2 separate regions of the Homo sapiens genome follow, and region 2 is linked to region 1. A link is a contact called in ENCODE Hi-C or POLR2A ChIA-PET data. All regions are on one chromosome and are shown on one strand. Each heading gives the region's core, a stretch centred on a gene start or an enhancer-like site at or near the end of the contact. The rest is flanking DNA. Distances are from core to core; before and after follow the strand shown.

Region 1 (6,760 bases), core at 1,838-4,337:
TGGCCAGCACTGGCAGCTTCCGGGCCTTGTACCCCACTCTGCCTGGCATGAGCCTCATGGGGGGTTGGTCCCTGTGCCTGGAAGCGGGGTGGTGTCCAGGGTCTGCAGGCTGGGGCTCGGGCTTTGGGAGTTGTTTCACTGTGCTTGCTTCCAGCATGTCTCAGGGTGGGGCTATGCGTGGTCTAGAGGGGTCTGGGGCATTGGATCAGGTGGCATGTGGGTGTCTACACATCGAGAAGCACACAGGGATGAGCCACTAGGTATCCCATGCTGGAGGCTTGTGGAAGGCTGTGCCCATCTCCCATGTTTCCCCACCTCTGTTCCTCCTCAGAGCCCTCCAGGAGCGTGGGGTGGGGGCCAGCGCAGGGCTCAGGAGCCAGCAGGGCAGAGTTCTGCCTGTGTGTGCTGGGTTTTGGCATAGCCTGTGTTTGCAGTGAGAGTGACTTGCTGTCAGTCACGGGGCACAGCCTCCTGTTCACCCACTGGCTTCCCCCTTCCCACTGAAGTGTGAGCTCTATGTTTCAGGGCATCTATTAAAGAGTGAGCCACAGGCAGCCCCTTGGGAGCTCTGGTTTCATTTGGGGGAGAGGGAGGTGGGGGCTTAGTTTTTGTGATCTGGCTGACTGGACCCCGGGAACAGCGCTCCTTTGAGAACGCCCAGACCTACCAGATGAAGCACTTGGCATGGCTGCAGGCCAGCAGGGGAGGCCTCAGAGGCCCAGGCTGGGCACGTGGGTGCCGAGTCTGCAAAGGACAGCCCCATGGCTGTGAGCTGTCGGCTGCAGGGCGCAGGGCCTGGGGGGCAGGCGTTTGGGCCACCAAGCTGGACGTTAGGGTGGCCACAGAGGGCCAAGCAGGCAGGGAGCCTGTGCCGCCATCCTGGGGGGCCACAGGTGCTCTCTAGAAATCTGCAGCCATGGCGGTTTTGGGGTCAGGGGTCTAAAGGCAGCTCTGAGCTGCAGTGTAGTTTGTGATCACCCAGGAGGAGGGTGTAGAGCGGATGGACGGGAGGAAGCGGCTGCAGCTGGAGGGAAGAGAGGGGCCGTCCAGCCTCACCCGCTGCAGTCAGCTCTCCTATGGGCAAGGAAACAGCTAGGTGGCCCTGACCCCTGCGGTCCTGAGAGCCGGTGGCCTTCAGCCCCTCTTGGACAGGTCATGGTCTGGAAGCGCCCAGCGCAGGATGGATTCCAGACCAGCATCCCTGCAACCTTTTCAGCCCCACTGGCTGCTGCTTTAAACTGGCATGGAGACATTTGATCAGCTTCCCAGCCAGTTTTCTCTCCAGCTCAGCCAGGAGTGGGTGCCTGTGGCCTGTGTCACCAAGAGCTGGTGTCTCCTGCATGAGGGGCATGCACCCCTGGAATGAGGGTCTGTGCCTCGAGCTCAAAGTGTCCCGGCTCTGTCATCTGCCTGAAGTTGCCTGGCTTTTCCAGTGGGGCCTCCTTGAGTGCTGCAGCATCTGGGAGCATCCTAGCCTGTCCCGTGGGTGTGGCTGGGTGAGGGCTAGGAGGTGAGCCAGGAAGGAAGCACTCCACTCCAGAGTGAGGTGCCGCCTGAGCCATCCTGTGCCCCCTCAGTGTCTTCAGGTCTCTGCAGGTGTCAGGATCTCAAAATACTTGGTTCAGATCAAACACATTTCGTGTTCTTCTGTGTCCTTTTTTTTTTTTTTTTTTTTTTTTGAGATGGAGTCTTGCTCTGTTGGCCAGGCTGGAGCTCAGTGGCACAATCTCTGCTCACTGCAACCTCTGCCTCCCAGGTTCCAGTGATTTTCCTGCCTCAGCCTCCTGGGTAGCTGGGACTACAGGCACATGCCCCATGCCCGGCTAATTTTTGTATTTTTAGTAGAGATGGGGTTTTACCATGTTGGCCAGGATGGTCTCAATTACAGGCATGAGCCACTGTGCCCAGCCTCTTCTGTGTCTTTAAAAAGGAAAGTGTCAGTCAACAAAAGAGCCCCTCTGTCATACAAACCAAATCAGTTTTCACCAAAATGTCCTTAGTCCTCTCAGAAAGGCCTGGCCTTTAGGACCTTGGAAGCAGGCCCTAAAGCGCATCGGCAGGGTCAGAGCTTTGTGTTCAGGAACACTGGGATCTGCTGAGAGCTGGTGTAGCCGCTCCAAAACTGCACACTGCTTTTCCTGTCTGCTTTAGTTTGTGTTGTAAAAACATAGGAAGTTCGTGTGTGTGTGTGTGTGTGTGAATTCAAGGCATAAGGTGCAGTTGTGTTATGTGGGTATAGTGCATGGTGGTGCAGTCTGGGCTTCTTACCCTCACACCTCCTGCCTCCCCTCGTTAGAGTCCCCCACATCCGCCTTCCACTTTCTGAGCCCACATTGCCTGTTGGGCAGCTCCTGGTTATGAGGCAGGACGTGTGGTGTTTGACTGTCTGTTTCTGAGCTGTTTTACTTAACACAGTGTATATGGTGCATCTTTAGGAAAGCATGCTTGTATTTTCCTTTCAAAGCCAGATATGGGCGGGTGTGGTGGCTCATGCCTGTGATCCCAGCACTTTGGGAGGCCGAGGCAGGAGGATTGCTTGAGCCCAGGAGTTTGAGAGCAGCCTGGGCAACATATCAAGACTCTGTCTCTTAAAAAAAAAAAAATTAGCCAGGCATGGTGGTCCACACCTGTGGTCCCACCTATTCGGGAGGCTGAAGTGCGAGGATCACTTGAGCCCAGGAGGTTGAGGCTGCAGTGAGCTGTGATTGTGCCACTGCACTCCAGCCTGGGCAACAGAGCAAGACCCTGTCTTAAAACAAAGAAAGAATAAAAAAGAAGAGAAGTTGCAGTTGGTAGTATTTCCAGAGCCCGGCAGACAGTGTAGAAACTGTGAGAAACCCACCTCCAAATCAGGCCTTAGATAGAAAACATCCTAAGAAGTATACGTTCATTGTAAAATCATTATCATCATCATCTTCTAATCCCCAAGGAGACAAGCTCCCTGTTCTGTGTTCTTGTATGAGGCGGTCAGTCAAGCGCAGCCCGAGAGGAGAGGCAGGAGCCTGGGAGAGCCTCTGCTAGACCTTTCCTGGCACTTCCCCAGGAAAGGCAAGGCAGGGCAGATGTGCGGCTGGCCAGCTGGAGTGATTTCCATGGGCTCCAAGCTGTAGGAGTGGTCCCTGGCTGCCAGAGTGCTCTGGCCAGATAGAGGTGGGCTCTGGACTGGTGAGGCTGCATTGCGGAGGCGCGCACACCCAGCTGGGCCCTTATCTGTAAGGACTGGCTGGCCTGGGAGGGGCAGTCTCCCAGCCAGAAGGTGGAATTTTTTTTTTTTTTTGAGATACCAAAACATCCTAAGGTACAGGAAAGAAATTGTCAACACACACACACAGTACCATAAACAAGGCCCAGCAGAAAGGCAGACAGAAGCACACACACCAATGTTCTGATCTTAGAGTAAGCAGACACATCACATGGAATGAGGATGTTTAATATATTTAAAGAAAACAATTTATGCACAGGAAGCAAGAGACTATAAAAATGACCAAGCAGATTTTAAAAAGAGAACTTGTTGAAATAAAAATAAAATACTCTAAAAAATATTCCATGATGTGTTTCCTGAAGAATCGGGAACTGTTTGAAGAAATGACCCAAAGTGCAGCACAGAAAGACAGAGCTGGAAAATATGAGATGGGATGAGACAAGAAGATGGAGAGTTTAGTATGACATCCGCAATTTACGAGTAATTCCAGAAGGAGGGGAAAGAGAATATGGGGTGGAGGCAAGTATTCAGAGAAATACGGCTGAGAACTTTCCCAAACCAACAGGAGCCCCTGCTCCTTAGGTTCAGGAACCAGCAGCTCCCAAGCAGCATAGTTAAAAAGCTCTACCCAAACAGTCACGTCTTGGTGAAAGTACAGAATCTCATGACAAAGAGATCTTAAGGCAGAAAAGAAAGAGATTATCTGGAAAGAAGAAAATAAGTAGTTGATTAAAAGCAACAGTGGAAGCCAGAAAGATAGTAAATAATATCTTCAAAGTCCTGGGAGAAAATAGTGATAGCCTAGAATTGTGTACCCAGAAAATCCGTCTTTCAAGAATGAGGGGCCAGGCGCAGTGGCTCACGTCTGTATTCCCAGCACTTTGGGAGGCCAAGGCAGGTGGATCACCTGAGGTCAGGAGTTCAAGACCAGCCTGATCAACATGGTGAAACCCTGTCTCTACTAAAAATATAAAAATTAGCTGGGTGTGGTGGCATATTCCTGTAATCCCAGCTACTCGGGAGGCTGAGGCAGGAGAATCACTTGAACCCAGGAGGCAGAGGTTGCAGTGAGCCAAGATTGTGCCATTGCACTCCAGCCTGGGCAATAGAATGAGACTCTGTCTCAAAAAAAAAAAAAAAAAAAAAAAAAAAAAGAGGGCTAAACGCATTTTCATACCACGAAACTGCCCTCACTCCGGAGTTTGCTGCCAGCAGAGCCTAGAGCGTCTAAGGCATGTCTGGGCTTCTGGCGAGGGATCCTGTGGGGAAGCTGGAGATGGAAGAAGGAGTGAATAGGCAGGAAGGTGGATTTGTGGGCATGTCTAAAACACCACATCTAGAAGCTTCTACTTAGAATGCCTACTTTTGGAGTTTATAAAAAAGATGCCACATGTTGAGTTGGGAGAGAGGTGCCCAAACCTACAGTGTTCTAAAGTCCCCCTACTGGTCGGAAGGAGGGCACGGACACTGACTTCAGCATCTGTTACAAGGCTTATCAGAGTTTTCAGATAATCTCTAAAAGAATGGAAATATATCTTCCAAACTATAGAGGGAAGACCATGGAATTTAAAAGCCAGTCCTTCAAGGAGAAATGAACAAACTCAAAATCGTAGTTGGGAGTGTTTTTTTTTTTTTTGAGACAGAGTCTCACTCTTGCCCAGGCTGGAGTGGAGTGGCATAAACACAGCTCACTACAGCCTCAACCTTCTGGGCTCAGATGATTCTCCTGCCTCAGCCTCCTGAGTAGCAGGAACTACAGGTGTGAGTCATCACACTCAGCTAATTTTTTTTTTTTTTTTTTACTTTTTGTAGAGATGGGGTTCTCACTGCATTGCCCAGGCTGGTCTTGAATTTCTGGGCTCAGGTGATCTTCCCACCTCAGCCTCCTGAGTAGCTGGGACCACAGGTGCATGCTAATTTTTAAAATTTTTTGTTTTTAAATGCTGGTCTTCAACTCTTGTCCCCAAGTAGCTGGGATTGGGGCATGAGGCACTGTGCTAACTTCATGTTGAAATTGAATTGCCATTCTAACAGTGTTAAGAGATGGGGCCTGTAAGAGGTGATTAGGCTGTGAGGGCTCCACTCTCCAAGGGCGGAGTTAATGTTATGAAAGGGTAAGTCCAGCCCGCTTGTGCCTCTCTTGCCCTCCAGTGTTCAAAGCACCATCTTGGAGGTGGAATTCCCAAGTCGGCCAGTTCCTGGATCTTGGACTGTCCGGTCTCCAGAACCGTGAGCCAATAAACCTCTGTTCCTTGTAAATGAGTCAGCCTCAGGTATTCTCTTGTAGCAGCACAAATGGAGGCAGACACTTCCTTCACCAATCTCATGGGAGGCCCACTCCTGTGAGCTGCCTCTAGTTCCCCAGGCCACAGACTCCATCAGGGCTCACCTGGAGCCGTCCCTGTCTCACCTGGAAGCTCTCCCACTCCTCTGGCCAGCCTGGGCATCTCCACCCAATATGAGTGATGGCGACTGATTCCCTTACTTTAGCAAGCTGGGAATAAGGAATGTTTGCCTGTTCTTATTCAGGGGTCTCTGCATCTCCACACTTGCACAGGTTGTGTGTACATACATTTTCCTGTCTTTCTGGTAAGCCCCTGGGGTGGAGCTCTGGGCCACAGGGCAGGAAAACTCAGTGTTGCTAGGAACTGCCAGACATTTTCCCGGAGTGAGTGCAGCATTTACATTCCCACCAGAAGTGTGCCAGGTTCTTGTCATACTGCGTCCTCGCCAGCGCTTGGTGCTGTCAGTCTTCTTAGTTTCCATTTAGAGATTCAGTGTTTAAATTTTGAACGTCTTGGGTGAACACCTTGGTTTGAGAAAAGTAAGAAAAAGGGTCTGTCTGGCTATGGGCCATGGAGACCCAGGGCAGTGCTCCACGTGCCAACCCTGGGGCAGGGAGCCCAAGCTAGGACTGTGACTGTCTGGGCTGTGGGCATCTGACCATCTCCAGTGTCCCCGTCTTTGATTTCCCTGGCGATGGTGCTAGCTTAGTTTGTGCGCATCGGCATTTGTGGGAGAAATGAAGGATTAATACATTTTGTTTTATGTCAGACTCTCTCAGTGAGAAGTTCTCAGGGACAATAATAGCAGGGGGTCCTGCTGAAGAAAAACTGGGAGATGGCTGAGCTCTGGTCCATCTTTCATTGATTCATTCATTTCTTCATTCATTCAACCATGTATTGAATGCTTATAGCCAATGAAAATAAAGTACACAGTATATTTTATTGCTACGGGCTCTATGGTGAAAAATGAAGCAGGAAAGCGGGACAGGGTGTGTGTGGTGGGGACGGGGTGTGTATGGTGGGGACGGGGTGTGTGGTGGGGGGACGGGAAGTGTGTGGTGGGGACGAGGTGTGTGGTGGGGACGGGGTGTGTGTGGTGGGGACGGGGTGTGTGCGGTGGGGATGGGGTGTGCGGTGGGGACGGGGTGTGTGTGGTGGGGAGATGGGGTGTGTGTGGTGGGGACGAGGTGTGCGGTGGGGACGGGGTGTGTGTGGTGGGGAGATGAGGTGTGTGCGCTGGGGACGGGGTGTGTGCGGTGGGGACGGGGTGTGT
Region 2 (6,760 bases), core at 2,787-5,286, 90 kb after region 1:
GTAGTTTGATTTAGAAATGGAAAAGAATAAGTAGAGTAGGTGACACCACCACACTTCGTCAAAGGCGAGTTCCCTTCATAGCAGCCTCTGTTTGACATGTGTATTTACTTTATAGAATTTCCTAATGGTTACTGTGTTTGAGCCTCCATGGCTGCTTCATAGAGAAGTCTGAGAAACAAATTTATTTTCCTTTCATTAAGACAGTCTTACTGTCCAGTAACCCTGGCTGTAGGTACTACACTGACCTCTAGATGCCACCACATAACAGTTTGTTATTGCATCAGCATAGAGTGGTTTTGGGGGTGTATATACACCCAAAACCTCACTCTGTATTTTTGTCAAATTTTAAGAGAATATGACAAATTATTTTATAGAAATACATTTGTGGTAATAAATTTTATAGTAATAAATTTGAAAATATTGACAATTTGGCCAGTTCCTAGAAATATATCAAAAGTGACACAAAAATAAGTAGATAACTCTAGTAGTCCTAGAAACTTAAAAAAATGGAACCATGAAAACCATCTGCTCATAGCAAAAGATGTAAGCCTGGTGGCTCTAATTGCTAAATTATACTAAATATTTAGGAAAGAAATTATTCTATGTTCATACAGATTCTTCTACTAGGGAACAGAAAAGCAGATATACTCCCCAGATAGTCTTGTAGAAACATGATATAGCCTAGGGCAGTGGCTCATGCCTGTAATCCCAACACTTTGGGAGGCCAAGGTAGAAGGATCACTTGAGCTCAGGAGTTCGAGATCATCCTGGGCAACATAGCAAAACCCTGTCTCTAAAAAACAATTAAAAAATTAGCTGGGTGTTGTAGTGGGTGCCTGTAAGTCCTAGCTACTTGGGAGGCTGAGGTGGGAGGACTGCTTGAGCCCAGGAGGTTGAGGTTATAGTGAACTATGATGGCACCACTGCACTCCAGCTAGGTCAACAGATTGAGACTCTTGTCTCAAAAAAGAAAAAAAAAGAAAAATAAGAAATATAATATGGATATCAAAATATGACAAGGAATGTTAACAAGGATTAAAATTTTAGACCAATCTATTATGGATATCAAGGCAAAATATTAGCAACTGAATTTAGCTATCTATCAAGAGGATAAGACCCTCTAAGGAAGGATGTAGTCCCAGAATGCAAGGCTGGTTTAGTTTTAGAAACAAGTGCATCTATATAAAGGATGATGGAATTGGATGCAATGAAAAAATTATGTGATCTCAATAAATACAGAATACAATGTTTGATTAAATTTAATATTAAAGTTCAGAGGTAATATTTGATAAAATTCAGCATCAATTCATGCCATGAAATTCTTAACAAATTATAAAGTATCGTTCTTTAATCTGGTCAGTGGTACTGCAGAAAACACCAGGTAACTGCATATTTAAAGAGAACCTTGAAAGCTTTGCCTTTGAGATAGGAATCAGCACGTAGAAGCCAACCATCCCAACTTCCATTCAGCACTGTACAGCAGAGAAAGGAGGAAAAGAAAAGAAAAGGTATAACACTTGGAGAAAAACATAAGTGGGATTCACAGATTATATGAGTATCAATTCAGAAAATCCAAAAGATAGATAAATAATAAGATAAATAATAAGTTATAACAAATAATATGAGAGTTGAGAAACATCACATAGAAATTCAACATGCAGAATACACATATATATGTATGTATGTATATACGCATACACACACACACTAGCAACACAGTTGTAAAATGAAATTTTAAAAGATTTACAAGAGCGTGAAAAGCATCAAGTATAGTAAAGATGTCTGATACCTCAGTGGAGGAAAATTGTCAGATATTTTTGTTGTTGAGTCAGGATCTCACTCTGTCACCCAGAGTGGAGTTCAGTCGTGCAATCATGGCTCACTGCAGCCTCAACCTCCTGGGCTCAAGAGATCCTCCCACCTCGGCCTCCTGACTTGATGAGAATACAGGCGTGCACCACCATGCCTAGCTAATTTTTTAAGGAATTTTTTTGGTAGCGACAGGGTCTCACTATTTCGCCCAGGCTGGGCTCAAACTCCTGACCTCAAGCAATCCTCCCACCTCAGCCTCCCAAAGTGCTGGGATTACAGGTGTGAGCCACTGTGCCTGGCCATTGTGAAACATTTTTGACAGACAGTAAGAAGACCTAAATAAATAGAAACCCATGGAAGACTCAAATATGTTAATGCCCAGTCAAAACCCAAGCAAATGTTTCTCTTTGGGGAGGTGAACGTTGAGAAGCAGATTCTGAAGGCCAAGTGGAGTAACACACTCTTGAAGAGCCACTTGTGAGCATTTGTCTACCAGATATCAAGAACATTCAGCTGCAGGAATGGAGACAGCCAGGCACAACACAAGGACAGTTGTCAGACCAAAGGGACAGAATCGTGAGCTCATGATCAGACCCAAATACATGGATTCTCCCTTTTATTGCTTCTTGTTTTTTTTGTGTGTGTGTGTTTTGTGTGTTTTTTTTTTAACCTTCACACCTGCACAGGCAGTGGAGAAAGGATGATCTTCTAAAAAAAAAATAGTTCTTTGATTGTTTAACCTTACAAAAATTTAGACTAGTAACTTATTTCACACTGAAAAGTGAGTTCCAGGAAGGTTAGAGGCCACAGAGTATAAAAGGTAAAACCATAAAGCCTCTAGATGCTAACATAGATTGCTAAAAACTTCAGGGAAAGGAAAGATTTCTTAAAACTAAACAGTGGAACAATGGTATATTTAACTACATTAAAACTAAAACTTTAATTTGTCAAGACATCATTTGAGAGCGAAAAGGCCGGTCAAGGACATGGGTAAGATGTTTACAAATACACAGTTATCATTTGCTAGCATTTAAAATATATAAAGAGTTCCTAAAAATAAGGAAGGAAAAGACAGAAAAGGCTACTGAAAATTGGACAGAAGCCTGAAGAGCGACACCCCAGAAGAGCTGACGTAATGGCCAGAAGTGGTGGAAAGGGCTCCACCTTGCATGTCACCAGGCAATGCATGACAAAGCCCAGGCCTTCCCCGCAGAGGCCAACGCTGACCCTCCTGACAGTGGCAGGACTGGAAGCCTCAGTACTCTGGGGCCCTGCAGTGAGGACACGCCCTGCCCAGTCCCATGGGGAGACCCTAGCATATCCTTGAAGGGAGCTGTGTAAGCATTAGGAACCCAGTCCCTGCACTGGAGGAGCTCGTGCACGGAGGGTTTGTCACAACTGCCCCGCCTGGAATAGCCCATGGCACTGCACAGTGGATGGAGAAACTGTGATTCTTGTGCTGGGAGGTGGTGGGGCTTCTCCCAGCTACATGGCCAGTGCCAAGCTTGGGAAGGTTCTGTTTCTCCTACTTTCTTGTCTAGGCCCTCCTACCCTAGGGTGGTCTTCCTGACCTGGGCAGTATCTTTGACCTCGTGTGTCCCTCCTTGTCCATCCCCAGAGCCCAAGGTGGTGTTTGCCAAGGAGCAGCCAGCACACAGGGAGGTGCAGGCTGAGGCGGGGGCCAGTGCCACGCTGAGCTGCGAGGTGGCCCAGGCCCAGACAGAGGTGACGTGGTACAAGGATGGGAAGAAGCTGAGTTCCAGCTCGAAAGTGCGCGTGGAGGCCGTGGGCTGCACACGGAGGCTGGTGGTGCAGCAGGCGGGCCAGGCAGAGGCCGGGGAGTACAGCTGCGAGGCAGGGGGTCAGCAGCTCTCCTTCCGCCTGCAGGTGGCAGGTCAGTGCTTTGGGGATGCTGAGTGAGCCCTGTTTGTAGCTGCTGCTGTGACTGGAGTAGAACCACTGCTGACCCAGTGGGCTTTCCATTAGACTCCATCCCTCAACTTCTCCCATCCTCTCACCTCCTATTTTTATGCCTGTGGTGGAGCTGGGCTGCTTAGTGGGGAAGGGAGTGAACGGAAGGGTCAGGGCCCTCCTTGTCCATGTTGGGTGGTGTTTCTGTGCAGACATGCTGGGTCACATTTTCCCAGTACCTTCTCCAAACTACCGATGTCCCGAGGTGTCCAGGACTCTGGTCCTATCTAATGCATGAGATGGCGGTAAGCCAGACGTCCCTCCCTCGGGGATACTCCTGCAGTCCCTGCACGGCCTCATCTGGCCCCATGTGAGGGCTCTCCCTGTGGAAAGAGATTTTAATTCGTTGAGTCAGGGTGTAGGGAAATTCCAGCCACACAGTCTTATTTGGAATTATATCAACACTGAACACTGGGTTCCCAAAGTTTTCAGTGTTCTGGGACACACTTCTGTCCTTCCCTGTGGATGTAGAAGCCCTGTCAGAGCCCTGACTAAAACCCAGATCCACAGCGTTAGTGTGTGCAAAACGAGTAAAGAGCAGCACATTGGCAGGTGCGCACACGTGACGTTGGAATTCCATTTCGGAAGCCAATCTCACTTTCCTTTTGCATTCTGTTAGAATGTTCTGTGTCTGAATTCCCCTTGGAATTTGGATAGATTTAAAAGTGATAGGAATAAGTAGCTGGTGTTTCTAGCCTCCGCCTCCAGGCGGGTGAGGAGGTGACACCTGAGAATTCCTCCCTCTCACCCCTGACCCTGCCGGAAAGCGAAACTGAGATGCGGGCATTGGGCCCTGGGAAGCGTGGGGAAGGGGAAAGGAGAAAGCCAGGTGGGTTTTTAGGTCCCTTCCAGTGCCACACTGTGGGGTGTTGAGGGGCCGCGCGAGGCAGGCCCTTCCATGAGGCCTGGACTGGAGGCCTTCTCTAGGCGCCGGCGTGGCCTGGGCCGCCTGCCGCCACGCAGGGGCCGCACGCCTGGGCCCCAGGGCCCCTTTGCCGGCGGGAGGCCGGGGGGACCGACTGCTCTTGGCGCCCGGGGTCAGGGGAGGCCGGGAAACCTCGGCTCCCGGGCGACAGGCACCCAGGCCCTTCTCAGCCCCCCGGCCGCGGCCGCGCCGGGCCTCGCTTCAGCCGGGCGATTCTTCCCCTCATTTGTTGCATTGTTTGCATTAATATGAATATCTTGTTCTGTTTGTTTTGTCTCCTGAGAGCCAATAAAGCTGTGTTTTTTCTTTACACCAAAAAAAAAAAAAAAAAAAAAAAGGAATAAGTAGCTTATGGCACAGTGACACACTGGTAGAATTAAGTTATGGTGGTAGCAGTCGCTGACTGGGGAAGCCATATTTACATCATCCTGTTTCCTTGATGAGTCCTGTGCCTGCCCCCTCTCCAGCTGATTCATAGGAAGTCTGAGAATGACCTTTACTTTCCTATTGTTTGTTAGGAGAGTTTAACTTCAAACTCCAACCCTGAGCCCTGAGTGCCACCACATAACAGTTGGTGTTATATATATCTAAAATGGTTTACAAATGTGTAGATACCAAAAATACTCACTGCAAGTAAATTTGAAAAGTGTTAACAAATTATATAATTTCTAGAAACCAAAAACAGACTTAAGAAATAGATAACCTATATGCAGTTATCTACTGTTACTGAAGTTATCTCAGTTACTACAACCTAGTAAAAACTAGAACCGGTAGCGAAAAATCTTCTCATCAAACATGTGGCCCTACTGAGAAATTCTTCCAAACGTTCTGGCCAGAAATTCTTCCATGTTCATGGAAATTCTTCTGGAGAATGGAAAAAGGAAGATATACCCTCTAACTCATTATATGCAGATAGCTTAATGCCATGACTAAAATCTGGCCAGAAGATAGGAAGTTTGCACATTGTAGATCAAAGAATTATGGATATCATGGCCAATTTTTTAAACAAAACATTAGTAAACTGAATTCAGCAATACATCAAGACAATCATACAGGATGATGAAATTCATAGTCTAGGAATGAGGGCTGCTTTCATGTTAAAAACATTAGAAAATCATGATATGTGATTGAAATTTGAAAACAATGTAATTATCTTAAACTCAGAATAAAGTACCATATTTGATAAAAATTTAACCTCATATATTCAGAAGAAATGTCTGGCAAAATTTAGCATCCATCATGCCATAAAATTCTTAACAAAGTATAAATAAAAGTTTTTTTTTCCTAATTTGACACAGGGTATTACACAAAAATCACAAAGGGAGACTTTGTAAGCTTTGCCTCTGAGCCAGGGGACAGCATGAGGAAGCCAGTGGTCAACACTTCCATCCAGCATTGGATGGCACAGTTAGGAGGAAAGTAAAACGAAAGGTGTAAAAGTTAGAAAAAAGTGAATTGACAGAATATACGGTTTACCTAGAAGATAAATTATTAGAGAGTTGAGAAAGATCAACCCTTGCAAGATCTGTGTGAAGAAACTTCCGTACATGTAGACTAGCAGCAAGCAGTTGGAAAATGAAAACGTAAAAGATTGACAGACGCCTCAAAGGCATCATGTTTATGATCCCAGTCTAATAAAAGATGTCGAGAGGTTCTGTGGGGGAAGCTATGAAACACTTTTGAGAGACAGTAAAGATCTAAAGTGGATAGAAGCCATGGAAGAATGAAAGACGTTCAGTCTCAATCAAAATCCAAACAAATGTGGTTTTGGGGGATGCAAGGTTGAAAAATGACAAGTGGATTTAAAGCTCCATACATGCTTGAAGAAGAGCCGCATGTGCAGGTACCCTAGTCCCTGCCCTGGAGGAGCTCATGCATGGAGGGTTTGTCATAGCTGCCCCACCTGTGATAGCCCATGGCGCCGTGCACAGTGGATAGACAAACTGTGATTCTTGCGCTGGGAGGTGGCAGGACTTCTCCTGGCCACGCAGCCAGTGCAGAGCCTGGGGAAGGTTCTGTTTCTCCTACTTCCTCATCCAGGCCCTCCTATCC

What was found. Hi-C counts contacts between places; a loop is a spot of excess contacts on that map. ChIA-PET counts read pairs that join two places held with the same protein, here RNA polymerase II (POLR2A). Pooled maps may share reads with other maps.
Region 2: a loop to region 1 is called in a map of tibial artery, with 2.3 times the contacts of the local background. The contact joins two enhancer-like sites. A Hi-C loop is called at or near these places in 6 of 168 maps with a recorded cell type or tissue (CD4-positive, alpha-beta T cell, CD4-positive, alpha-beta memory T cell, aorta and 2 more), 2 of 37 single-sample maps with no recorded cell type and 15 of 50 pooled maps. POLR2A ChIA-PET finds 5 or more read pairs at or near these places in 10 of 52 experiments (AG04450, CD4-positive, alpha-beta T cell, CD4-positive, alpha-beta memory T cell and 7 more).

The regions. Positions count from the first base shown.
Region 1 is chr1:228,175,829-228,182,588 of GRCh38, forward strand. It overlaps IBA57 (iron-sulfur cluster assembly factor IBA57), which reads left to right. Exons shown (of 3, transcript NM_001010867.4): 3 at 1-6,429. Among named protein-coding and RNA genes, the nearest start is that of IBA57, 13 kb to the left of the region's middle. RefSeq lists a silencer at 3,020-3,314. Within about 2 kb of position 3,088, at least 7 of the 41 ENCODE cell types and tissues checked have a DNase peak (open chromatin) inside an H3K27ac peak, as active enhancers do.
Region 2 is chr1:228,265,100-228,271,859 of GRCh38, forward strand. OBSCN (obscurin, cytoskeletal calmodulin and titin-interacting RhoGEF) reads left to right here. Exons shown (of 116, transcript NM_001386125.1): 19 at 3,431-3,706. LOC124904535 (a long non-coding RNA gene) reads right to left here. Exons shown (of 3, transcript XR_007066916.1): 3 at 1,242-4,106. Among named protein-coding and RNA genes, the nearest start is that of OBSCN-AS1, 55 kb to the left of the region's middle. Within about 2 kb of position 4,037, at least 4 of the 41 ENCODE cell types and tissues checked have a DNase peak (open chromatin) inside an H3K27ac peak, as active enhancers do.